Linked DNA regions of Homo sapiens: region 2 is linked to region 1. A link is a loop called in an ENCODE intact Hi-C map of the cell type or tissue named here. Cell type or tissue: sigmoid colon. All regions are shown on one strand. Links, peaks and the distances in the headings refer to the core of each region. The heading gives the core; the rest is flanking DNA.

Region 1 (12,396 bases), core at 4,858-9,857:
GCTCGTGCCCATAATCCCAGCACTTTGGGAGGCCGAGGTGGGAAGATCACTTGAGCCCAGGAGTTCGAGACCAGCCTGGCCAACATGGTGAAACCCCACCTCTACTAAAAATACAAAAATTAGCCAGGTGTGATGGTGCACACCAGTAATCCCAGCTACTCAGGAGGCTGAGGCAGGAGAATCACTTGAACCCAGGAGGCGGAGGCTGCAGTGAGCCGAGATCATGCCACTGCACCCCAGCCTGGGCGACAGAGCAAGACTCCATTTCAAAAAACAAACAAAAACAACAACAACAAAAAAGAGTGCCTGTGACAGGAGGAAAACAGGCCCCTGTTTGGTTAAGTTGCTGCAGTCTGTACCTGAAACAGACGTAATTCTAACTAATGCTGTAGAAATCAAAGAAAATTTACAACACGTAGTGTAGTGGGTTGAATAGCACTCCCCACAAGCTAGGTCCTCCAGAGCCTCGGATTGTGCCCTTATTCAGAATAAGGGTCTTTGAAGATGTAATTAAGGTAAGGATCACGAGATGAGATCCTCCTTGATAAGGGTGGGCCATAAATCCAATGACAGGTGTCCTTAAAAGAGACAGAAAAGGAGAAGACGGGCAGAGGCCCAGGGAAGAAAGCCCAGTGAAGGCAGAGGTGAAGACGGAGGCTGGGGTGATGCTGCCACAGCCAGGGACCAGCAGCCGGAAGAGGCAAGGAGAGAGTGTTCCCAGAGTCTTCACAGGGGGACTGCTGACACCTGGATCTCAGACTGCTGGCCTCCAGAAACATGGAAGAATAAATCTCTGTCCTTTTAAGTCACCTAGTTTATAGTCACTTGTTACAACAGCCCTGAGGAACCAATACAGGCAGAAAAAGGTGCCATACAGGGTGCGTTGGCGTCCACCTGTAGTCTCAGCTCCTCCAGAGGCAGAGGTGGGAGGATTGCATGAGCCCAGGAGTTTGAGTCCAGCCTGGGCAACGTTGAGAGATCCCGTGTCTCTAAAAAAATAAAACATTAAAAGGTACCATAGAAGATGTGGCATCTAAGTTGGGCATTTGAAAGACAGACCGTTCTCACGTTAAGAAAGAAAAGGGCCAGCTGGGCGCAGTGACTCACACCTGTAATCCCAGCACTTTGGGAGGCTGAGGCAGGCAGATCACCTGAGGTCGGAAGTTCGAGACCAGCCTGGCCAACATGGTGAAACCCTGTCTCTACTAAAAATACAAAAATTAGCCGGGCATGGTGGCATGCACCTGTAATCCCAGCTACTCGGGAGGCTGAGACAGGAGAATCACTTGAACCTGGGAGGCGGAGGTTGTGGTAAGCCGAGATCACACCATTGCACTCCAGCCTGGGCAACAAGAGCAAAACTCCATCTCAAAAAAAAAAAAAAAGAAACAAACAAAGAAAGAAAACAAAGAAAGAGAAAGAAAAAGAAAGAGAAAGAAAAAAAGAAAGAAAGAAAGAAAGAAAGAAAGAAAGAAAGAAAGAAAGAAAGAAAGAAAGAAAGAAAGAAAGAAAAAAGGAAGGAAGCAAGGAAGGAAGGGCCCTTCCAGACACATGAGTAGCAAACTGTAATAGTAATCGCCTCCTGCCTTGAGCACTTCCTCCGTTGAGTATACTTTCCATCCAAGCCTGGGTGATGGATCTCATATCCCAGATACCGGGGGGCCTGCACCCCCATCCCCCTTGCCCTGAAGACCTAAGCCTCTTGTCCAAGGGCTGTGGGAGCCCACTCAGCCCCTGCACAGGCCGAGGCAGAAGCGCCCGAGAGCAGTGCCCTGTGCAGCCCTCAACCAACACAGAACAGTGAGCTGGATCAGAACACACCAGCTTCCTCCCCTCTGCCAGGATGATCTGAGGTCAGCTCCAGGCAGTCTCCCAGAGCCCGGCAGGCCTGAGCCTCTGTAGACCACAGGTGGTGGTGGTGGGCTCATTAGTTCCCCCTTCTGCCTTCCTCCTTCTCCCTCTCTCACTTGTCCACTCCCCTGGAGGTGCTTTGGGAATCACTTTACAATAAACCACTTGTACTCTAGTCCTTGCTGTGGATTGGCTCCTGGGGAAGCCCCACCAAGCCAGTGTTGGAGTTGGGGATTGTATGTGGTTTATCTAATCCTGGAGCCCGAGCTAAACTGGTCTATCCTGTGGGGTTATTTGCACCACAGTCCCGATGCGTGTCCAGTATTCAGGAACACAAACTAGAAAGCAGCCAGCTCTCCACAGCCCAGAGCAAATGTGGCAGGGAAGCAGTCGCTGCAGGACCAGTCCCTTGAACATCGTGCTGTGGAAACAGAGTGTGCTCTGATGCTCTCTGTATTCACCAGAGAGCCTGCGGGGCCGCCTGGGATGCACTCCAGCAAGAAGCCTGCGCCCTGCTCTTACCACCCCAGCTTCTCCAGGTCTTGGGCCACTTGTCACCCTCTCCTGTAGCGCTCACATCTGTTAACTCTCGAGGGGCGAAGAGAGGGCAATGGGCAGAGTGTTTCAGAGACAATTCTGGGATGCCTGCAAAGCTCACTGGGTGAGCCAGCGCCAGATGAGAAATTGCTATGCTCCGGCAGTTTTGCAAAATTCAAAGCTTTTTGCTGGAGCAGAGGGTCAGTTCTTGGAAGGTTTCTTGCATAATCATCCAAAACGTCACCTTGTCAGCATCACCAGAGAGACCATGTCGGATGATCTGGGGCCAGCCCTTTCTCTGCATTTGGAAAGATCTTCAAGAATGTGAATCACAGAGGAAGCGAGGCCCAACTTTATTGCCATCAAAAGGAAATTGCCTACACTTCATGGGCTTCTTGCAAAGAAAGCTTCCAGTCCCTGGTAGAGAAAAGAGTGCATTTATTTATTCATCCACTCCTCTATTTATTTAACAACTGTGTGCCCTAAAGTAGTAATAACCGGGGGCATTCACCCAGTGTTTACTCTTCGGCTGGGCCAAGTGGTTTCCATGTAAGAATCCCATGTAACCCTCACAGCTCTCAGAGGTAGGTCTCATCATCAGCCCCACTTTACAGATAAGGAAACAGAGGCTCAGAGAAGTTCACGAGCTCTCCCAAGATCACCCAGCCAGTAAGCCAGGGGGTTCAGGTTTGGAGAGAGAAGATTTCAATTCTCGTCTCAGTCCTTCTTCTTATTAGCTATTTCGTGTCCACGTGTCATTTGATGCATTTAGCTGAGCCTCAGTTTCCTCCTCTGGAAAATGGACGGAGCCCAGGTAAGAGTTACCAGACCAGGTGAAGTCCAGCAGTCGGGGAGTATATTACACAATTCAGAGCCCACTCTCCAGCTCGGCATATCCCAAAACTGTGTTTTCCCAACAAAGATTAAGTCGGTAGGATGTTCAAAATCTTTCCCAGCAAGCCAGATGGGGATACTGAGAGTAGGCCACAGACATGTTTTTTGCTCAGACTTTAAACTCAGATCTGTTGGCTTAAATGTCTGCCCTCCTGTCCCTCTACCGGGTGCTCGCATCACTGGGCACACCACCCTCGGGTGGGAGAAGTTGAAAGGGTCTGGGTTGCTTTGCATCTCATCAGCTTCCTCTTTGACAGTGGGATGCCTCCTGCCAAAACAATCACGCCTGTTTACAGCTCTAAGAGGCTCGGGAGGCAGCCTGGAGTCCTGCCCCACTGGCCCAGTCGGATAATGCTCTTCTCTCAGCCAGCCTGCGTTTCCCCTGCAGTTCCATTGGAGAAAGGCCCCCCAGCTTTATAGCCTGAACATCTAACGGATATTTTCACAACCCGTTAGGCGGCTTCTGAATTTCAGCTCCCAGATGCCGCATATGGGTGCTGACGACTTGTGCCAAAAATATTTGGAGGAGAGGATGAGGGAACCAACCTCTGAACGGAGCTGATCATGGTAACAGTGACAGCCGTTACCTTTGTCCAGCATTTCACAGTTTGCAAAGCACGCTTAGGCACTACGTGGTGTCAGTTTTGACCCTCGTGGTAACTCTTTAAAGAAGAGGGAGGTTACAGGTATTATTGTCCCAAGCCCAGCCATATCAAGTGGACTGCTGTCTGTCAAGTGACAGAGAAAGTGCTCACCAGGAAGCCCCTGGAGGGAAGGAAGGGTCAGGATGAGCCCTAGGGGAGTCACTTCAGGAGCAGGGAGCAGAGAAGGCTCCAAGGTATGGGAGAAAGCCCAGTGGAGGGGGAAGCTGCAGGAAGAGAAGCAGGAGAAGAGGGGTCTCCAAGCAAGGCAGAGGAATGCCGGGAGGAAGGAGAGGCAGTGCCACCTCTGCAGAGATGCTCCATTGGAGATAGTGTGGCCAGTGGCTAAGAAGGTGGGTTCATGGCTAGTATATTGCTAAACGTCCCTGTGCTTCAGTTTCCTCATCTGTAGAATGGGCATAATGATAGTCCCCAATTCATGCAGTTACTATGAGGCTTAAGTGCTTATTCCAGGCCTAGCACATAGTAAGCGCAAAGTGTCCCCTATCCTAAACCCTGGCATTGGACTTGACCACCCAGCCATGAGTGATTTTCCTTTTTTTTTTTTGAGACAGAGTCTCACCGTCACCCAGGCAGGAGTGCAGTGGCGCAATCTCAGCTCACTGCAACCTCCACCTCCTGGGGTCAAGCGATTCTCCTGCCTCAGCCTCCCGAGTAGCTGGGATTACAGGCATGCACCACCATGCCCGGTTGATTTTTGTATTTTTAGTGGAGATAGGGTTTCACCATGTTGCCCAAGGCTGGTCTCGAACTCCTGACCTCAAGTGATCTGCCTATCTCGGCCTCCCAAAGTGCTGGGATTACAGGCGTGAGCCACCGCGCCTGGCCATGAGTAACCTTTGACACAGGTTTGGGGTAAGATGGTTTGTGGCATATCATGGAATAAGTGGAGGTGAGGGAATGAAAGAGGGCCTGGAAAGTCCTTGGAGGAGCCATACTTTCAAGGATGAAATGCAGGAATAAGGGATGGTCTCCCTTGGAGATGTGGGAAAGGCTCGAGCTTGTGTGGGCAGCAGGGGTGGCAGAGGGCAGCAGACGCAGAAGGCTCAGAGGGGATAACAGTCAGGGCACTGGCTGGAGAGGATATCAGGGGCTGCAAATCCTTAATTAGATGGATTGGTTTGGGTAGAACAGCCACCTCTCCTCTCTGAGAGTCCAGGTGTAAATCAGGACATGGGATGCAGGGTTGGAGGTAGGAGGAAGGAGGGGCATTTGAGCTGGGTCTGGACACCTGCCCAGAATAGAATTAGGCAGAGCCCCTTCCCCTAGTCACAGAGATAAGCATCTTTGGGTTAAGACAATGTTTATCAAATGTTTATTGTTTCCTAGAAGGCTTCCTGAATTTGACTCCTAGCTCAGCTACTGTGTGACCTCTGACAAGCTACTTAATCTCTTTGTACCTCAGTTTCCTCACTTGTAAAATAGGGATCTTGAGATCATGATGCTACCTGCCTGTCCAGATGGTTGTGAGAGTGAGATGACACAATCTAAGGAGAGAGCCTGGCCTGGGTCAGTGACGGCAGGCTGTTAATTTTTTTTCTTTTTTCTTTTCTTTTCTCTTCTTTTCCTTTCTGTTCTTTTTTTCTTGAGATGAAGTCTCGTTCTGTTGCCCAGGCTGGAGTGCAGTGGCGTGATCTCGGCTCACTGCTACCTCCACCTCCCGGGTTCAAGCAGTTCTCCTGTCTCAGCCTCCTGAGTAGCTGGGACTACAGGTGTGAGCCACCACACCTGGCAAATTTTTGTACTTTTAGTAGAGATGGGGTTTCACCATGTTGGTCAGGCTGGTCTCGAACTCCTGACCTCAGGTGATCCACCTTCCTCGGCCTCCCAAAGTGCTGGGATTACAGGCGTGAGCCACCACACCCAGCCTGGCTGTTATTATCATGTTATTAACTAGTATCATGAGCGGCTCAGTTTGAGAACCAGTGGGTTAAGACGATGATTCCTACAGAGACCCATACTAAAGTGCAGTCATTTTGACTCATATTTATAGAACTCCTACTATCAACCAGGCACCAGGATATGATGGCTGCCAAGGAGACGTGGTCCTCCCTCAAAGATTTGCACCAGCAGGTAGTAGAGGCTTGCTCTGGCCAGTCATTTAATCCCCACTACAAAACCCCAGGACCAGGGATCTATTCATGCTCCCATTCCACATGGGAGGAAACAGGGACAGAGAGGTGTAGTCAGCTGCCCAAGGTCACACAGCAAGGAAGTGGTGGAGCTGGGATTTGAACCCCAGGGGTCTGTCTGGCTCTAGAGCCTGCAGTGGTGTGCCCCGACAGTAACTACAAGTGGTGGTGACTGCCACTGGTGTCCAGAGTGTGCAGGACATGGAGGGCAAATGATGTTTGAGCTGAGAAAGGCATACAGGAGTTAACTAGATGAGTGAGGGCAGCAGGGCTAAGGCCCTGAGGCAGAACGGGCAAGTCGAATGTGAGGATGCAGAGAGCCAGCTGCTGGGCAGATGAAAACTGCCAGGGAGGAGGCACTGCCCACTCACCAGTCCTGACAGCTCCGTGGGAAAGGTGGACTTTCCCCCAAGCACAGTGGGAAGCCTTTGGGGGACTTTCAGTGGAAATGCGGTGATATTTAGAAGTATCACTTTTTACAGCTGAACGGGACTCAGCCACACAAAAGACCGAGCGCACTTTGAGTACAGACATGGGGCCACTCCAAAGTACATTAGATGGAAGAGCGGGTGCTGGCTTCTATTTGCAGAGGGAAGAAGGAGAGAAAGAATGAGAATGTGTATGTGGCCAGGCACGGTGGCTCACGCCTGTAATCCCACCACTTTGGGAGGCCGAGGCTGGCGGATCACCTGAAGTCAGGAGATCGAGACCATTCTGGCTAACACGGTGAAACCCCGTTTCTACTAAAAATACAAAAGATTAGCCACGCGTGGTGACGGGCGCCTGTAGTCCCAGCTACTCGGCAGGCTGAGGCAGGGGAATGGCTTGAACCCTGGAGACGGAGATTGCAGCAAGCCGAAATTGCGCCATTGCACTCCAGCCTGGGAAACAGCAAGACTCTGTCCCAAGGAAAAAAAAAAAAAAGAATGTGTATGTGCTTTTGTGCTGGGATATATGTAAAATCTCTCCGAAAGGGTACATAAGCAACTGTCAGGGGCGGGACGGAGGGGACGTTCTCTGTAGATTTTCTCTTTTAAATGTTGAATCTTGGGGTGAGATTACCTATCCGAAATTAAGATTTGTAAAGGACGATGCTGGCCGCTGGGTGGAAAATGGAACCCAGGATGTCTACGGCGTATTCCAAGGTATGATGCGAGAATGAAACTGGGCTATTAAGTTTCCAAGTGCATGAGGTGAGGAATCAACTAAGATGGGCCCTGAGTGTGGTGGGTGCAGCTGCCGGGGGAGGGCTGTTCTGGGAAGGGCACTGTGTCGCGCAGCTGCAGGGTGTTATATGGAGTGGGGGCCGGGGAAGGGAAAAAAGGGTAGAGTGTCAGGGACCCACTCAACTTTGCCTCTAGCAGAATTTGACATAGCTTCAGCCTGGGGCACCCAGAATTCCTTGGCCCTCCTTGAACACAACCACCCAGGCTTTATGCGTGGAGTGTGGAAAGGGGGCAGTGAGGGAAGGCGGCAGGTGCGAGAAGAACTCTCCAGCAGGACTCAGGAGCCCTTGGCTCTGGGATGTAAATCAAAGCACCGCGCCTCAAAGAGAGGCGCCCAGGTGATGTCTCAGCCTCTCATTCTCAGTTGGCGAGCAAACGGACAGAGATGCACTAATGTGGAACGTTCTGGAAAAGCGGCTCTTGGCTTCTGCAGATGGAGTATCTCGGGCTGTTAAAGGGGGCCTCCGGGTGGCTCTGGAGGGATGATTTGCTCAACTTTAAATAAAGGCGGCAGCAAATAAGTCAAAAGGCGGCAGCCCTTCTGCCCTCCTGCAGCAGACAATTTCCCGGCTGCTGCTGCCCCCTGCTGACAGAATCAGGACATCGCGGCCTCCGTGCCCCGCCGAGGCCACAGCTCAGGCCTCCACTTTGCATTCCGGGCGCACAGAAGGTGAGTCAGTTCCATTTCCTCTGCCCTTTATTGAGATGGCCACCGCCAAGTACTGCATCAGCGGAGACATAAACAACCGGGCCCACGTGAACAGTGGAAAAAAGAACAGCAAAGGTCATTACCGAGAGAAGGCAGTGCACCAGATGTGACAGTGCGTTATAGGAAATTGTAAAACAGAACTGTACCACCGCATTATAAATCCTCCTCCAGGGACTCATGGCCACCCCAGTGGCTGTTCATCAGAACTGGTGCTCACTGAGTCTTACCACGTGTCAGGCGTGCTGGGGACCCCTTGCATGTGGCCACTCTTCTGAGCCTCAAAGCGCCTACTGGAGCAGGTGGGAGGAGACTGAGACACAGAGGAGAGGTGGCAAGACAAAGATTCAAGCCCAGGAAGCCCGAGGCCCAAGGCCTTGTAGATTGCAAGTGCAAAATCAATATCCTTTATTCAGTGGGTTCATACATCTAAATCAGTGCTTCTCATCCGTGGAAGATTTTGCCCCCCAGGGGACATTTGGCAATGTCCAGGGACATTTTTGGTGGTCTCAGCAAGGGAGCTTGCTCTGGCATCTAGTGGGCAGAGGACAGAGATGCTGTCTATATTGCTCAGGACAGCCCCCATAACTAAGAACCCTTCACCCCCAAATGTCAATAGTGCCGAGGTAGGGAAACCCTGATCTAAATACATAAAATTTCTACAAATCTATTAGCACTCTCTTTTTGGCATTGCCTCTGACATGAGGGCATTTGAGCAAATCTGCTTTAATGTATGAAAGATATTCTTCTTGAGAATTCATGCAGAATCACTCTCAATTATTTAATTTCCCCTAAAATCTCCTATTTACCCAATTGTTGGATTCCATCCAACAATTCTGCTACTACACCCTATAAGTGAAGGGGCTGTGATGGGGCCCAGGCAGAAGGAGAACCCCCTGGCTGTCAAGACACAGTGGCAAAGGGGCTTGGGCCCTGCATTGGGGATGATCAGCCCTGGCGCTGTGCGTGGAATGTTGCTGCTGTCCCTGGCAGGGAGCCGTGGCTCATCCGCATGCTGCTCTTCAGGGATGTCGGGACGTGTTCAACCCCAGGATGATTGAACAATTTCTGGGAACAACTTGTCAGCAGCTGCCCCTCCACTCCCCTCTTATCCAAAGCCCCAGTAATCAGCCCCAACAGTCTAGTCCCTGGCTTTGGGAAGCAGCACTGTTAATACTTCCTCTTCCACAGAGCATATGGGTGTAGCTAGGGGTGCAGGCTAGGGGTGGGAGAGGACCCAGGATGAGGTTACCCCATCTGAATGGTCATTGCACATCTCTCAGTAGTAAGCCCATTGCTTGCCCAAAAACTGATATTCAAGAGTTGGTGCTTGTTGAATGAATGAATACACAACCGGAAGGGTAAACCCTATGAGAGTCATTCATTCATTCAGAAGTATTTACGGGGTGCCTCACCATGCAGGGGACTGTCCTAGATACTGGGTGAACAAAAGAGACCAAGTGTCAGTTCTCATGAAGCTTACCTTCTAGTGGAGGGCGACAGATACCATATAAATAAACTAATAAATATGGAATATAGGTGGCCCTCTGCATCCACGGGTTCCACATCTCTGGATTCAACTAACTGCACATTGCAAAAATAAAAAAATAACAATACAACAATAAAAATAATACAGATAAAATACAGTATACCAATATTTCTATAGCATTTCCATTGTATTAGTTATTGAAAGTAATCTAGAGGTGACTTAAAGTATACAGGAGGACGTGTGTAGGTTTTGTGCAAATATTACAACATTTTATATAGGGGACTTGAGTAGCCCTGGATTTTGATATCCATGGTTACCAATCCCCCACGGATACAGAGGGACAGACTGTGTAATCTCTGGTAGTAGTGAACGCTATGAAGAAAGTAAAGTAAGTCAAGGATATTGAGACTGACAGATTGGGGGCGATGCTTAAATTGTGTGTTTGGGAGGGCTCCCCGAAGGCATGACGTTTGAGCTGAGATCTGAAGATCATGAAGGAGAGTCATACAGCCTCATTGGGAACAGTGCGTACAAAGGCCCTGCGGTGGGAACGTTCCCGAGGAGCTTGAAAAACAGTAAAATGACCCAATAGAGTAGATAAAGGTGGGTCCTGGCATTAGCTAAGAAAAGCAGTTCTCAACATGAGCTTGTGTCGGAGTCACCAGGAGGCCTTATGGAAGCAGATTGTGGGCTCCACCTCCAGTGTTCAGCTGGTCAGGGGTGGGGCCTGGGAAAATGCATTTCTTACTAATCCCCAGGTGATGCTGGTGTGCCAGTCCAGGGATCAGAGCATAGGGTATTTGTTCTTTCTGCACCACATCCTCCCCTATTCAACATTGACTACATGCAATCATAGATCATTACTGCTTGATCATCTGCCGCTCCACTGGGCTAGATGGTTCTGTCCACCTCTACGTCCTAGTGCTTAGCAAGCACTCAACAGAATATTTGTTGAATTAATTCCTCAAACAAGGGTTCTACTCTGGGTCTTGCCATTCCACCGTGTGTTCCATCTGCTGCCCTCCCAGAGCTCTGAGCCTTTGCATGTGCTGACCCATCCACCCAGCATTTGCCTTCCCCTGTGTCCACCTCGCAAATTCCTACAAGGCTCTCCTTTCAGAATATCCTTCCCGACTCCCTCTCCATCCACCCAGGGTTAGGAATGCTCCTCGAGGTGTACATAGGGAGTCCCATATCCACCTGTGGCACAGTGACTTGTCCACATGTTGGTCTTCCTTTCTTTACCAAAGATCGTAGATGAGCAGCCCCCAGGTTGAACCGGTCAACAGAGGTTTCTACTGCAGCTACAGTGTTTTAAATTTAAGTTCATTGCCAACACTAACAGGTCAGGGGATTTCACACAAAAATCCAGATTCCTGGCTCCTCTAGAAAAGTGTGCAACCCTGGGCCCGTATTCCCACATTGCCGTGATATCTCACCCAGAGGTAAAGCCTGGGGCTCTGTCATCCCCACCCTTCAGTGGATCCAGCAACCAACACCATGCCTGGCTGATGGTAGGCACTCAAGAAAAGCTAATTAATGAAAATGGAGAGACTATGCTGGATAATGGGGGAAAACAAAGAAACAAACATTGGTCCCCAGAGTCAAGAGATCTGAGGCTGGTTCTGGATCTGGCTGACTTGTTGCATGACCTTGGCCTCTCTGTGGCTCTTTCCTTTCTTCAAATGAATGAGAGTTTCCACTTCCCAGGGTCATGGTTTCATACAGGAGAGAGGATGTGAAGTGCTTAGCAGATGCCTCACATCTAATGCTCAATCAACGCAAGTTATTACGGCAAGGAACTCAATAAGTATTTGCTCTTTAGGAAGGGTGAGAAGGAGTTCAAATCCATCTCTGCTACTCACTAGCTAGGTGACCTTCGGTGTTTCACTTAATCTCATTTGGGCCCTAGTTTCCCCATCTATCAAATGGGGATGATACATGGTTATTGTGAATATCAAATGTAAATGTGAAATTAAACTAATTAATCCCTAAAATCACTTAGAACAAGGCCAGCCTTAAGTCTGTGGTCAACATAGGCCAGCTGTGACTATTAGAGCTGCTCAGAAATGGGATAACTCGAATTGCTCAGGAGCCCCCATGGCTCCAAAATTCTCTGACCACCTTAAACCTAGTGACTCTCATTCAGCTTACCTTCAGTCACAGAAATGTATAGAAGGCCCTTGGGTCCATGAGGTGAAGGGGGACAGAATTCACCATACAAGTGTTTACCATCTCTCTAGAAAGTTCTACAATGCTCTTATGATAATGCTGACTAAAATCACACAGAGTAGCAGCAACAAAAGGGAGACAGTGGGTGGGGAACAGAGAACAGCCCTGGGAGGGAGGTGTGATTATTACCTGCAAGAGTTAAAGAAAGAGGCAAGAAACATGAAAAGTGGCTCAACAGTTAAATACAGGTTTATTTTGGAGCATAAACCTGAGAGGGGCTTCTGGCCAATTTCAGTCAGGAGTGCTCTCTCTTACAGACTAAGAGTATTTAAGGGTTTAGGGCAAGAGAGCTTACCACAGGCTTGGAATGTTTCTGTGTGGAGGAGAAGTTTACTGTGGGGTTGGAATGTCTCCGGTCTGAGGGTGGGTTATGTTGGGGCTGACATCTCTCTGACCAGAGGGGAGGTTATCTTGGGGCTGCATGTCTCTGGTCGGGGGGTGGGTTTATCTTAGGGTTGGAATGTTTCTGATTGGAGATGTCACTTGTGGTTTATGGTCATTCTGACATTAGCCATTAGGCTGATGCCCTTTGGGTTGAATTTAGGCCGTTTTTGATCAAGGAGAACTTTAAAATGGCAGTGCTTGTCCAAGATGGCTATGCTCCGGCTCTGTCATTACCCACCTCGCAAAATGAAGGAACCAAGGCTTCGGAGGCTGCCCTGATGTG
Region 2 (12,513 bases), core at 3,229-8,228, 260 kb before region 1:
TATCTCTCTCTCTCTCTCTCTCTCTCTCTCTCTCTCTCTCTTTTTCTTTTTTGAGATACAGTCTCACTCTCTCACCCAGACTGGAGTGCAGTGGCACCATCTCAGCTCACTGCAACCTCTGCCTTCTGGGTTCAAGCAATTCTCATGCCTCAGCCTCCTGAGTAGCTGGGATGACAGGCATGCACCACCACGCCTGGCTAATTTTTGTATTTTTAGTAGAGATAGGGTTTCACCACGTTGGCCAGGCTGGTTTTGAACTCCTGAGCTCAAGTGATCCTCCTACTTTGGCCTCCCAAAGTGCTGGGATTACAGGTGCGAGCCACTGCGCCTGGCCCCCATCTCTATTTTAAAAAAATAAAACGATAGAAAACCAAAAAACAGCCGGTGGCTCACGCCTGTAATCCTAGCATTTTGGGAGGCCGAGGCAGGCAGATCACAAGGTCAGGAGTTCGAGACCAGCCTGGCCAACATGGTGAAACCCCTTCTCTACTAAAAATACAAAAATTAGCCGGGCATGGTGGCTCACGCCTGTAGTTCCAGCTACTCAGGAAGCTAAGGCAGGAGAATCACTTGAACCCGGGAGGTAGAGGTTGCAGTGAGCCAAGATCATGCCATTGCACTCCAACCTGGGTGACAGAGTGAGACTCCGTCAAAGAAAGAGAGAGAGAGAGGAAAGGAAGGAGGGAGGGAGGGAAAGAAAGAGGGAGGGAAGGAGGAAGGAAGGAAGGAAGGAAGGGAGGGAGGAAAGAAAGAAAACAAAAAAAAACACCTAGCACAGTCCCTGGCATTTACTATGTTGAATGCATGAATGGGTGAATGAGATGGGATGTGAAGTGGCCTTGAAAGACTGGCAGGACTGCTGGCACTTAGTGAGGCCTTGACCATTGTCAGCTAAAGCAAAACTAGAGCAGGAGATACTTATTCTTTCACGCAAGGGTGGCAGGCAGGGGAGTGACACGGTCAGATTTGCAATGTGGATCACCCTTAGGTTGCTGGGAGGGTGGTTTGAAGCACCAGTTAGAAGAGAGACCAGTTAGAAGACCACCTACATCTGGGTCAAGAGTAGGGGGAGCCCAGGCCAGGCACAGTTACTCACACCTGTAATCTCAGCACTTTCGGAGGCCAAGGAGGACGGATCACCTGAGGTCAGAAGTTCGAGACCAGCCTGGCCAACATGATGAAACCCTGTCTCTACCAAAAATATAAAAAATAAGCCAGGTGTGGTGGCGCACACCTGTAATCCCAGCTACTTGGGAGGCTGAGGCAGGAGAATTGCTGGAACCCGGGAGGCAGAGGTTGCGGTGAGCTGAGATTGCGGCATTGCACTCCAGCCTGGGCAACAAGAGCAAAACTCCGTCTTAACAACAACAACAACAAAGTGTCAGAGAAAAGGGCCCAGGGAGGGTCTTGGGAGGTGGGGAGAGGGGAGGGTGGGGTGAGAGGGGAAAGAAGAAAGAGCAAAGCTGTATGGGGAAGAATGAGGGCATTCCAGAGGCCAGCTGTGGGCCAGTTGGAATGAAACAAGGAGTTCACCTGAGGAGAAGTTGGGAAGGTGTCAGATGCAGTGGCTCACGCCTGTAATCCCAGCACTTTGGGAGGCCGAGGTGGGAGGATCTCTTGAGCCTAGGAGTTCAAGACCACCCTGGACAACATAGCAAGACCCCCGTCTCTACAGAAAATTTAAAAAAATTAGCCAGGCTTGGTGGCATGTGCCTGTAGTCCTAGCTACTGGGAAGACTGGGGTGGGAGGATACCTTGAGTCCAGGAGATCGAGGCTGCAGTGAGCCATGATCGCACCACTGCACTTCAGCCTGCGTGACAGAGTGAAACCCTGTCTCAAAAAAAAAAAAAAAAAAAAAAAAAGTCAGGAAGGTGAGGAACAGCTCCCATGCTTCCTGGGCCAGCTGCTGCCCACCTAGGGTTGCCTCTCTGTACTGAGGCGTGTGGATGCTACAGCAGGACTTGGACAGCACCGAGTCTTTCAGCAAAGGAGGAGTGTCATCAGTGTGGCATTTGGGGAATCTTAACCTAGCGTTGGTGCCAAGATAGATAGTTGGGGTGGGGGACAGCCCAGGGGCAGGGAGGGAGAAAGGGGGAGGGAAGGGTAAGAGCCAACATTTACATTGTGGGGGACCTACCCAGAGACCACCCCCACTTCCAGTAGCACCATTTTCTGGTCTGTTTCCCTCACTCTACAGTGTGAGCTCCCTGAGGACAGGCCCTGTCCCCACTCTGCCATATTGCAGGTGTCAAACACTGGGCCTGACTTTGGGAGGGGGATGAATGGAACAGAAACCCAAATACACTGGGAATATCTTTAGGGCAGAGATGGAGTCTTCTTCCTTCATGCTGTATTTCCGTGTTATTTTATTTTTTTCTATTTATTTATTTATTTAGAGACCGAGTCTCACTCTGTCAACCAGGCTGGAGTGCAGTGGTGCGATCTCAGCTCACTGCAACCTCCGCCTCCTGGGTTCAAGCGATTCTCCTGCCTCAGCCTCACGGGTAGCTGGGATTACAGATGTGCAACACCACACTTGGCTAATTTTTTTTTTTTTTTATTTTTAGTACAGATGGGGCTTCACCCTGTTGGCCAGGCTGGTCTCAAACTCCTGACCTCAGGTGATCCACCTGCCTCGGCCTCCCAAAGTGTTGGGATTACATGCATGAGCCACTGCGCCCGGCCTACTTTTTTCTTGAGACAGAGTCTTGCTCTGTCACCCAAGGTTCAAGAAATTCTCCTGCCTCAGCCTCCTGAGCAGCTGAGACTACAGGCACCCACCACCATGCCTGGCTAATTCATATATTTGTATTTTTTAGTAGAGATTGGGTTTCACCATATTGGCCAGGCTGGTTTGTAACTCCTGACCTCAAGTGATCCGCCAACCTTGGCCTCCCAAAGTACTGGAATTACAGATGTGAACACCTGGCCCCATATTATTTTATTTCACTGCTTCATGCTTCCCATGTGCCAGACACTGTCCTAAGTGCAACGCCACACGTACCATGTGTATCCAACGAAGACAAGTTTACCATCTGCTATGTGCCACAGACCGTGTCCCAGGCATCCTGTGACAGCAGGATCAGCAGCTGTCATTTATTGAGGGTTTGTTCTGGACCAAGTAGCGCCCATGTGTTTTTCCTGTAATCCTCACAGCAAGCCAATGAGATCCATCTTGTTCCCACCCCCATCTTACAGAGGGTGAGGTCATGGCTCAGAGACCAGAGGTCCCTACTAGGTCGTGCTGGAAATGGCTACTGAGAACTGCGCTGGCCTCAGAGCCTGGTCTTGCTGGATCTGAAGTCACAGCTGATAACCATTCTGCTCTCCAGCCTCCCATGGAACCCCACAGCACCCTTGCGGCAGGTGCTCTTGACAGCACATTACAGATGAGAAAACTGCAGTCCCACAGCTGGTCCAACACAGGCCTGTCTGAGCCTGGGGCAGGGCTGGTCTCCGCCGTCCCACAGGCACTGCCCTTTTAGATACAGCCCTGGAGTGCCAGGTGGGGACTTGGCCAGCACCTTTGGTCCCAAAATGGAGGGAAAGGCTTTGTCTGGGCCAGTCTCACTCCCCGTCCTTTCCACAGAGACCCCAACCTATCCCTGGACACAGCGCTCTGCTCAGCAAGCTCCTAAAATGCTCCCATCTGAAGCCACAACCTCACTGGCGAGGGCCACAGCCAACAGCCAGGTGGCAAGACCTGGGACCCTTAAATAGAGCCGACAGATGCCACCATATCCCTGCCCGTGCCTGGGCTTTGTCCGGATGAAGCCATGTTTGGGTTGGGAAAAGGTGCACCCACCTCTGAAAAGGATGCTTGGCCCCTCCCCACAACCGGCCTGGCATTCAGGCCATCGCTGGGCTTGCTGGGTACCCACTATATAAACCAGACATTGAAACACAGAGGTGAAGCTGCCAGAGGTGGCCTCTGCCCTAGGGAAGGCTTTGGTTTGGGGTAGGTGGGTTTGGGAGGCTTGGACAAAATATGGAATTCCGTATCAGCAGTCATGGACTGTCACTCTGCATAGATTGTTGCATGTCTTCCTCATTCAGAGGATAATGATAAAACTCCAGACATTCCTTAGCTGCTTTTCAGGGTGATGGTTAAACTGGAGGAGGGCCAGATTTCAAATGCCTGCTGGTTACACCGCCCCCTGATGTCTTCTTCTGGGAAGAGCAGCCTCAAGTATTTTTTTTTTCCTTTCGTTCTTTTATTCCCCCTCCAACCACAAGACCACTAGGGATCAGGTGCTTTGGTGCTTTTTATTTTTATTTTTTATTATCATTTTTTAAAGATGGGGTCTCGCTATGTTGGCCAGATTGGTCTTGAACTCCTGACCTCAAGCGATCATCCCACCTCAGCCTCCCAAAGTGCGGGGATTACGGGCATGAGCCACCACGCACGTCCCATTCAGTGCTTTTTAATATGGCTCTGGACTCCACTTGAAAGTGAAATAGAACAGAGATATGGTTAAGGGGTACAGGCCCCCAGACAAGGATGCTAGCCAAGGCTTCGTGGTTTATCAGTTGGGTAACTTTTCAAAGTCATTTAACCTCTCTGAACCTCAGTTTCCCCATTTCTAAATTAAGAACAGTAATAGTGCTTACCTCTTGCAGCTGTTGTGAGGATTTAAAGAGCTAGCAGGTGGAGGGCACTCGCCAGGCCACCTGTGTGAAGACCAGGGAACGCTGGCTTTGGTGAAGCCAGTCCTGCCACCCTGTCTATCATTGCCTGGACCCAAGATCAGTGCCTGATGCAAAGGCTGCCCCTTAAACATCCATTTCTCTTTGGTCAGGGAAGAACCAAGCCCACCAACTCCCCCTTCCTGGGGTTGGAGGGAAAGGTAGAGAGAAAGGCCACCCTAGATGACCCCAGCTCCAGAGCAGGCTGGCTGTCATTTCCTCATGTCACCCCCCCCACCCCTCTGTGACCTAGAATGGCCCAGGAGTTTTTTTTTTTTTTTCTGCTCCAGATAGAGCTGAAAGAACACAAGATACATCCTGAAGTTCTCACCTGAGCGCATCACTGAGTCCTGTTTTGAACCTTCTCAGCTTAGCAGCAGTCTCTGCCTCACTTCTGAGTGGCCTGTTTCACAGCTCCTGTCAGTTCCATGACTAAGACGTCATTCATCCCTGCTGGGTTTTTGGTTTCAGTTCTCTTCCCCAGATTGAGCACATCAGAACATTCTGATCAGCCATTTTCTGTTCTTTATGTCAAATCCAATCCTATCACTGCCTGGGGCCAATTCTGTTACTTATCCTTGATGTGGGGGTGTTTGGTTTTGAGCCTCTGCACCTTTTCAGGTCACTTGAGGAGAGAAACGGGCATATCCGATCAGAGAGAGTGTTTCCTGACCAGCCAGAGCTATGGGTACATGAGATCAGGCTTCCAGAGGCCCACGGCCCAGGGTTTGAATCTCTACTCCGGGTTGGGACCCTGACTCATGACACCTTGTTAGTTAGTTATGCAACCTCTTCAAACCGTTTGCAATATTTACATTGTAATGTAATTCATGCTTATTAGTGCTATTGCACACAGTGAATATTAGCCATTATCACCGAGCATCTATTATGTGTTAGGTCCTGGGCTGGAAGCATCATTCTCAGAGAGGCTAGATATGGGTCCATAGACCTGAATATTTGACAACCCTTTCATGATATGACGGTGACCCTGGAGTCTGCAGACATTACAGGCCCTCTCTGTGAGCTCTTCCAGGGGAGAGTCCCTGTCTCCTTCGTTTCTGAAAGTCTAAAGCTCAGCACTTGTGACAGGTTTGGAAATGTCTGGCCCCAGCCTCTCCTCCAGCTCCTTCTACCCTCCACCCCGTCTCTGTTTCCTCCCTGGTGGGAGTGGGGATGCGGGTAGAAGGAAGGGCAGGAATGTCTGGAGGAAAGGGTGCCTTCTCTAATTTGCACAAAGATGCAGTGGGGGCGGCAGTGATGCTGGCCCCTTGGGTCCCTGCTGGACCACCTGGGCCCCGGGCTCGGCTCCCTTCAGCCAGCAGGGTGGGGCTCAGCGCGCTCCCAGCCTGACCTGACTGGGCGGGAGAGTGGCTGGAGACTCCTCTTCACCAGCAGGGGGTGCGCCTGCCTGCTGAGGTCCTTGGGGAGTGTCTTGGACAGCAGCCCCAGAGCACCTGCCTGCCTATGTGTCTGCTACTGCTGATTCCTTTTGCAGAAGCTCAGCTCTTGGGACTGAGGCCATGGCAGCCGGCCTCTCACCAGCCTCCCCTCCCCAGGACTCCCCTCTCCTGCCTCAACGTCTGCTTGGCTCCAATGCATGTAATTCCACAGCTTGATGGCACAGAACCAGGGACCTACCGTCTGTCCCCCTGGGCCCCGTGGACTCTGCCCCTGCTGCCAGAGGGACGTTTATGAGTACTTCCGTGTGCCAGGGACTGCACCAAGCACTTTTGTGGATGATCTCTTTTAATCGTAACCCAACAGGGAGATGTGGCCGTGATCTCACTTTACAGAGGAGGAGCCCAAGGAGTGCTCTGTGCTGCTCTGGCCCCAGCCTGTCCTCCAGCTCCTTCTACCCTTTGATCCCCCCTCTGTTTCCTCCCTCGAGGGAGTGGGGATGCAGGTAGAAGGAAGGGCAGGAAAGGTTTTCCTTGCCTGGCGTCCTTTGTTCTCTGGTGTGGCTTTGCTGTGGCCGGAGCAGATGTTTCAAGCTGGCTCCTTGTTTTCTGGCAGGTTGTTTTGAGGGTTCTTTGGTGCCCCCATTGCTGGGAGTAGCTCCTACTACAGGTCTCTTCCTGGGCAGTGTCTTCTCTGGTTCGCCCCTTGGGATGCTCCCCAAGGATCAGCTTCCTGGGTTCCACCGTCCACCCACTCCCCAACCCCGCTTCCAGCCTCTGTGCACTCATGCACCAACTCCCCATCTGGACAGCTCCAAGCCATCTCCTTTCGGCCAGCTCTCAGCTGGGCCCAGAAAAGCCTGCAGGCAGGCCCCACCCTGACAAGACTCACAGCACATGTGCCTCCTGACCCCAGCAAGGAGCAGCTGGCAGGATGCAGGCTTTTCCAGGCAAGGGCCCACCCAGCCTCTGAGACCCCCAGAATCCAGGACACATGGGTGAAGCTCCGCAGATGGCCTCCTTGAAGCCCTCTCACTCAGCCTGTGGAGAGGGGAGGCACCCCATGCACCTCCTCCATGGGACAGCACCCCAACATCTGCCACCAGAGAAAGCATCCTCTACCTTCCTGCTGCTCCTGGTGGCAGCTCTCCTATCTCTGCCGGGGGCAGGAGAGGTGTGGGTCAGGGGGTGGTCGTAGGGTTCTACGACTAGCTCTTAACCACTTCAGTAGCAAGAAATGCTTTCGAGAGTCCAGCACCTCACCTTGTTTTAGAATGTGGGGTCAGCCAGGCGCAGTGGCTCATGCCTGTAATCCCAGCACTATGGGAGGCTGAGGTGGGCGGATCACTTGAGATCAGGAGTTGGAGACCAGCCTGGCCAATATGGTGAAACCCTGTCTCTACTAAAAATACAAAAAGTAGCCAGGCCTGGTGGCGCCTGTAATCCCAGCACGAGAATTGCTTTAACCCGGGAGGTGGAGGTTGCAGTGACTGAGATCGGGCCACTGCACTCCAGCCTGGGCAACAGAGAGAGACTCCATCTCAAAAAAAAAAAAAAGAAAGTGGGGTCAGTGAGCAGCCCTAGCTGAAACTAAATCAGAAAAAACTGCATTGAAATAACAACAAAACATTTCGCTTTGAAAATAATTTTAGGCTTAGAGAAAAGTTGCAAACATTATAGTAAAAAATCCCGTAGAGCCTTTACCAGACGCACCAAGTGTTCACACAGTCTTTCCTTTGTTCTCTCCCCACCTTCTTTGTTACTTTTCTGAACTGTTTTTGAAAGTAAACTACAGGCTGGGCATGGTGGCTCATGCCTGTAATCCCAGGACTTTGGGAGGCTGAGGCCGACGGATCACTTGAGGTCAGGACTTCGAGACCAGCCTGGCCCGCATGATAAAACCCCATTTCTACTAAACATACAAAAATTAGCCGAGCGTGGTGGCACATGCCTGTAATCCCAGCTACTCAGGAGGCTGAGGCAGGAGAATTGTTTGAACCCGGGAGGTGGAGGTTGCAGTGAGCCAAGATTGCACCACTGTACTCCAGCCTGGGCGACAGAGCGAGACTCCATCTCAAAAAAAATAAAAATTAAAAATAAATAAATATGAAAGTAAACTGCAAAATTAATGACTTTTCATTCCTAAACTCTTCAGCATGATTTCTGAAAAACAAGGACATTCTCTCCATAACCACAGGACAATGGTCAAAGTCGGGAAATTAATACTGTTACATACCATAGCTTATCTACAGATTTCTTCCAGTCTCCATTTGTCCCACTAATGTCCTTTATAGAAAAAGAAAGGAAAAAACTTTGCTAAAAGCCTCTGGGAGCCCATCTAGGACAATTGCATTCCCTTGTCATTTCTCTTTAGTTCTCCTTTGATCTGGGACAGTTTCTCTTGCTTTCATTTTTGGAGTATAGGTGATTTTTTTTTTTTTTTAGTAGAATTACCCTCAGTGTGGGTTTGCCTGATATTTCCTCATGATTGGATTCAGCGTATGCATTTTTGGCAGGACTCTCATAGAAATGAGGTTGTGTTCTTGCCAGTGCATCAGGTCTTGAAGGAATCTGATGTCCATGACTCCCATTACTGGTGAGATCAGGGCTGATCATTTTGTGCAGGTGGTGTCTGCCAGGTCTCTGAGCTGTACAGTTACTCCTTTCCCCCATCGATTTTTCTTTTTTTTTTTTTTTTGAGATGGAGGCTGGAGTGCAGTGGTGCGATCTCGGCTCATCACAACCTCTGCCTCCCGGGTTCAAGCGATTCTCCTGCCTCAGCCTCCTGAGTAGCTGGGACTACAGGCACGCGCCACCATGCCCTGCTAGTTTTTGTATTTTTAGTAGAGTTGGGCTTTCACCATGTTGGCCAGGCTGGTCTCAAACTTCTGACCTTGTGTTCCGCTCCGCCTCGGCCTCCCAAAGCACTGAGATTACAAGCATGAGCCACCATGCCCAGCCTGTGTCCTTTTTTAAAAACCGGTTCTTAAACACTGAATCTTTTTAAACATTGTAGTAAAATACACATAAAATGTACCATTTTAACCATTTTTAAGTGTCCAGTTTAGTGACATTACATGCATTCGCATTGTTGTGATTCTATCACCAGCTTCCATCCACAGAACTCTTTTCATCTTGCAAAACTGAAACTCTCTACTCATTAAACAGCAGGTCTCTATTCTCCTCTCCCAACTGGCTCCTGTATCCTTCTGACTCATCCCCATTATCATTTGAGCACTTCCTTCCTTTCTGGCCCAGCAAAACAGTCTGGGCTCGTATTATACTTTTCCTGCCCCGGCAGCTCCAGTTCCTTTTGATGGATAATGGTATTTAAAACCAACACCAGGCTGGGTGTGGTGGCTCACGCCTATAATCCCAGCACTTTGGGAGGCCGAGGCAGGTGGATCACTTGAGGTCAGGAGTTTGACACCAATATGGTGAAACCCTGTCTTTACTAAAAATACAAAAATTAGCCAGGCATGGTGTCAGGCACCTGTAATCCCAGCTACTCTGGAGACTGAGGCAGGAGAATCGCTTGAACCTGAGAATTGGAGGTTGCAGTGAGCCGAGATCGTGCCATTGCACTTCAGCTTGGGCGACAGAGCAGGACTCCGTCTCAAAAAAAGAAAAGATAAAACCAACACCTGAGCATTTGGTGGCCTCATTGCACTAGGATGTCACTGCTTTCAGGAAATCTCAAGGAACAGAGCTAGAGCTGGGAAACACGTGCACACACACACACACACACACACACACACACACACACTTGTTTCTGCACCTGTCTATAGTAGAAATCCTGGGTTCACGCTGATATCTCCAACTTCAGTCCAGCACCACAGGCTTCATTTAAGTCTTCTCCCTTTCCATATTTGTTTGTCTTTTCTCCAATAGGGAAACAGTTTGTTCCCAGTATCTTTAATACATTTCCTTACTTATTTAGCCAGTCCTAGTTTTATAATTGGTAACCTATAACATTGTGAAAAACAAACCTATTAACAAGAGTTCAATATTTGTTATCGGAAGTTTTTTTGTTTATTTTGTATTTTGCCTGAGTATGTATAGTCCAAACAGCCAAAATATCGCATTCAAGAGTTACTTGGAGCTGGGTGTGGTGGCACGCACCTGTAGTTCCAGCTACTTGGGAGGCTGAGGCAAGAGGATTGCTTGAGCCCAGGGATTCGAGGCTGCAGTGAGCCATGATCACACCACTGCACTCCAGCCTGCATGACACAACGAGACCCTGTCTCTTAAACAAAAAAGAAGTCCATCTTTGCCCCAGTGGTTTGAGATGCCTTTATCATACACTAAGTTTCCTGGAGTATTTGAGCCTATTTCTGGACTCACTATTCTAGTCCATTGGTCTGTCTATTCATGCACAAGCCACACACTGTTTTAATTACAGAGAGTCTTTAGAGTATTCTTGTAGGGTCAGACCCTTTGTAGCTTTTTCTCTTCAAAGTTTTCCTGCTATTCTTGCATGCTTGATTTTCCATGTGAACTTGGGTCAGCATTTTTAGCCCAATAAAGAAGCATATTGATATTTTTATTGTGGATGGGTCAAATGTTTAAATTATCTTAGGGAGAACTGACATTTTTATGATGTTGAGTTGTCCTATTCAAGGACGAGGGATGTCTTCCATTTGTTCAAACCTACTTTTGAGTCTTTTAGGAGGTTATTTTAAAGCTATCCTAAATAGGCTTTGCGCATTTCTTGTTAAGTTGCTTTTTCTGTCCTTTTGAATTTTTTTTGTTGCTATTGTAACTGAGGTTTTTCTCTACCATTAGAGTCTCTCTCTCTTTCTCTTTCTATTTTATAAAAAAGTAGAGACAGAGTCCCCCTCGCCCGTTGCCCAGGTTGGTCTTGAACTCATGGGCTCAAGCGATCCTCTCATGTTCCACCCACCTCGGCCTTCCAAAGTGTTGGAATTAATTACAGGTGTGAACCTCTGCACTTGGGCTACCATTATATTCTCTAACTGGCTATTGTTTGAGTATATGAAATCTACTGATTTCTGTGTGTTAGTTGTTTTTTTTTTTTTTTGAGATGGAGTCTGACTGTCACCCAGGCTGGAGTGCAGTGGCATGATCTTGGCTCACTGCAACCTCCACTTCCTGGGTTCAAGAGAGTCCTGTGCCTCAGCCTCCTGAGTAGCTGGGACTACAGGTGCATGCCACCACACCTGACTAATTTTTGTATTTTTGGTAGAGACGGGGTTTCGCCATGTTGGCCAGGCTGGTCTTGAACTCCTGACCTCAAGTGATCCGCCCACCTTGGCCTTGCAAAGTGCTGGGATTACAGGCCTGAGCCAGTGTGCCCAGCCTGATTTCCATATGTTAATTGTATACCTCATTGATTTTTTTTTTATTGTTTGAGTAACTTTTATTATTAATTCTCTGGGGTTTTTCAGGTGTACTATCATATTATCTGAAAACAAAATGCTATGGACAAAAAAGAGAGAAGCAATATGTACAATATATACACATATATATGTGCTTTCTTTTAGCTGCACAAGTCATCTCTGATGATACACAAGAAACTGACATAGTGTTTGCCTGGGAGAAAGGAATTGACTCACTGGGGCTGCTCTGGGAGGGAGGCTCCTGTGAATCCTTTGGTACCTTTTCAGATTTATTCAGAGTACAGGTGTTGTCTCCTCAAACAATAATATATATTTTGAGACAGTGTCTAGCTCTGACGCCCAGGCTGCAGTGCAGTGGTGTGATCTCAGCTCACTGCAACCTCCGCCTCCTGGGTTCAAGCGATTCTCCTGCCTCAGCCTCCCAAGTAGCTGGGATTACAGGTGTGCGCCACCACGCCCGGCTAATTTTTGTATTTTTAGTAGAGGGGGGTTTCACTGTGTTGGCCAGGCTGGTCTTGAACTCCTGACCTCATGATCCACCTGCCTCGGCCTCCAAAAGTGCTGGGATTACAAGCGTGAGCCATCGCATCTGGCCAATAATTTATTTTTTTAAAACCAGTTATTTAGAAATCATGAATTCACAGCTTTCTCTAATTGCCTATTCTGCTATTTTATTTTTGGGTCTTTAATAAATATTTCTTATGGCCAATTTTTTTTTAAAGGCAGCAGAATCGGTTGGAACATAAATGATTGAGTGTGATGATAAATCAGAGCCCAGTTCCTGCAACTCCCATTTGGACTCTGCAGTCCTCGAACGGCAAGCGGGTGACTTAGTGTAATGATACTCAGCCTCACTTTCTATTGCAATCGTTTCCCCAACGCTGAATCTGCCAGCCAGCCTAACGTATTCGCACCTCCTGTGCAATGGCAAGGCCAGGACAGCTGCAGCCTCTGGGGCTTGCCCCCTCCTCCCTTGGCTCCTGGCGGCTTCCCACCCCACCCCTGCTCCCAGGCTCTGTCTCCCGCTCTCCTTCCTGTTTCCACCCTCCAGGGCTGCACTGGAAGGACC

The links. Peaks named below come from ENCODE experiments on the same cell type or tissue, not always from the same donor. Only the 100,000 strongest peaks of a DNase experiment are listed, where the experiment ranks them.
Region 2: it touches region 1 in a loop (2.8-fold over the local background); 34 of 110 quality-filtered maps call a loop at or near these places.

The regions. Positions count from the first base shown.
Region 1 is chr22:36,777,697-36,790,092 of GRCh38, reverse strand. No RefSeq gene overlaps it. Among named protein-coding and RNA genes, the nearest start is that of IFT27, 7.8 kb to the right of the region's middle. In sigmoid colon, for the core only: CTCF peaks have their summits at 7,708 and 7,908 (motif pointing left); a DNase peak (open chromatin) is centred at 7,932; H3K27ac peaks cover 420 bases.
Region 2 is chr22:37,037,788-37,050,300 of GRCh38, reverse strand. No RefSeq gene overlaps it. Among named protein-coding and RNA genes, the nearest start is that of KCTD17, 7.7 kb to the left of the region's middle. RefSeq lists an enhancer at 5,663-6,576. In sigmoid colon, for the core only: a CTCF peak has its summit at 6,059 (motif pointing right); no DNase peak of the experiment used is centred there; H3K27ac peaks cover 2,059 bases; H3K27me3 peaks cover 530 bases.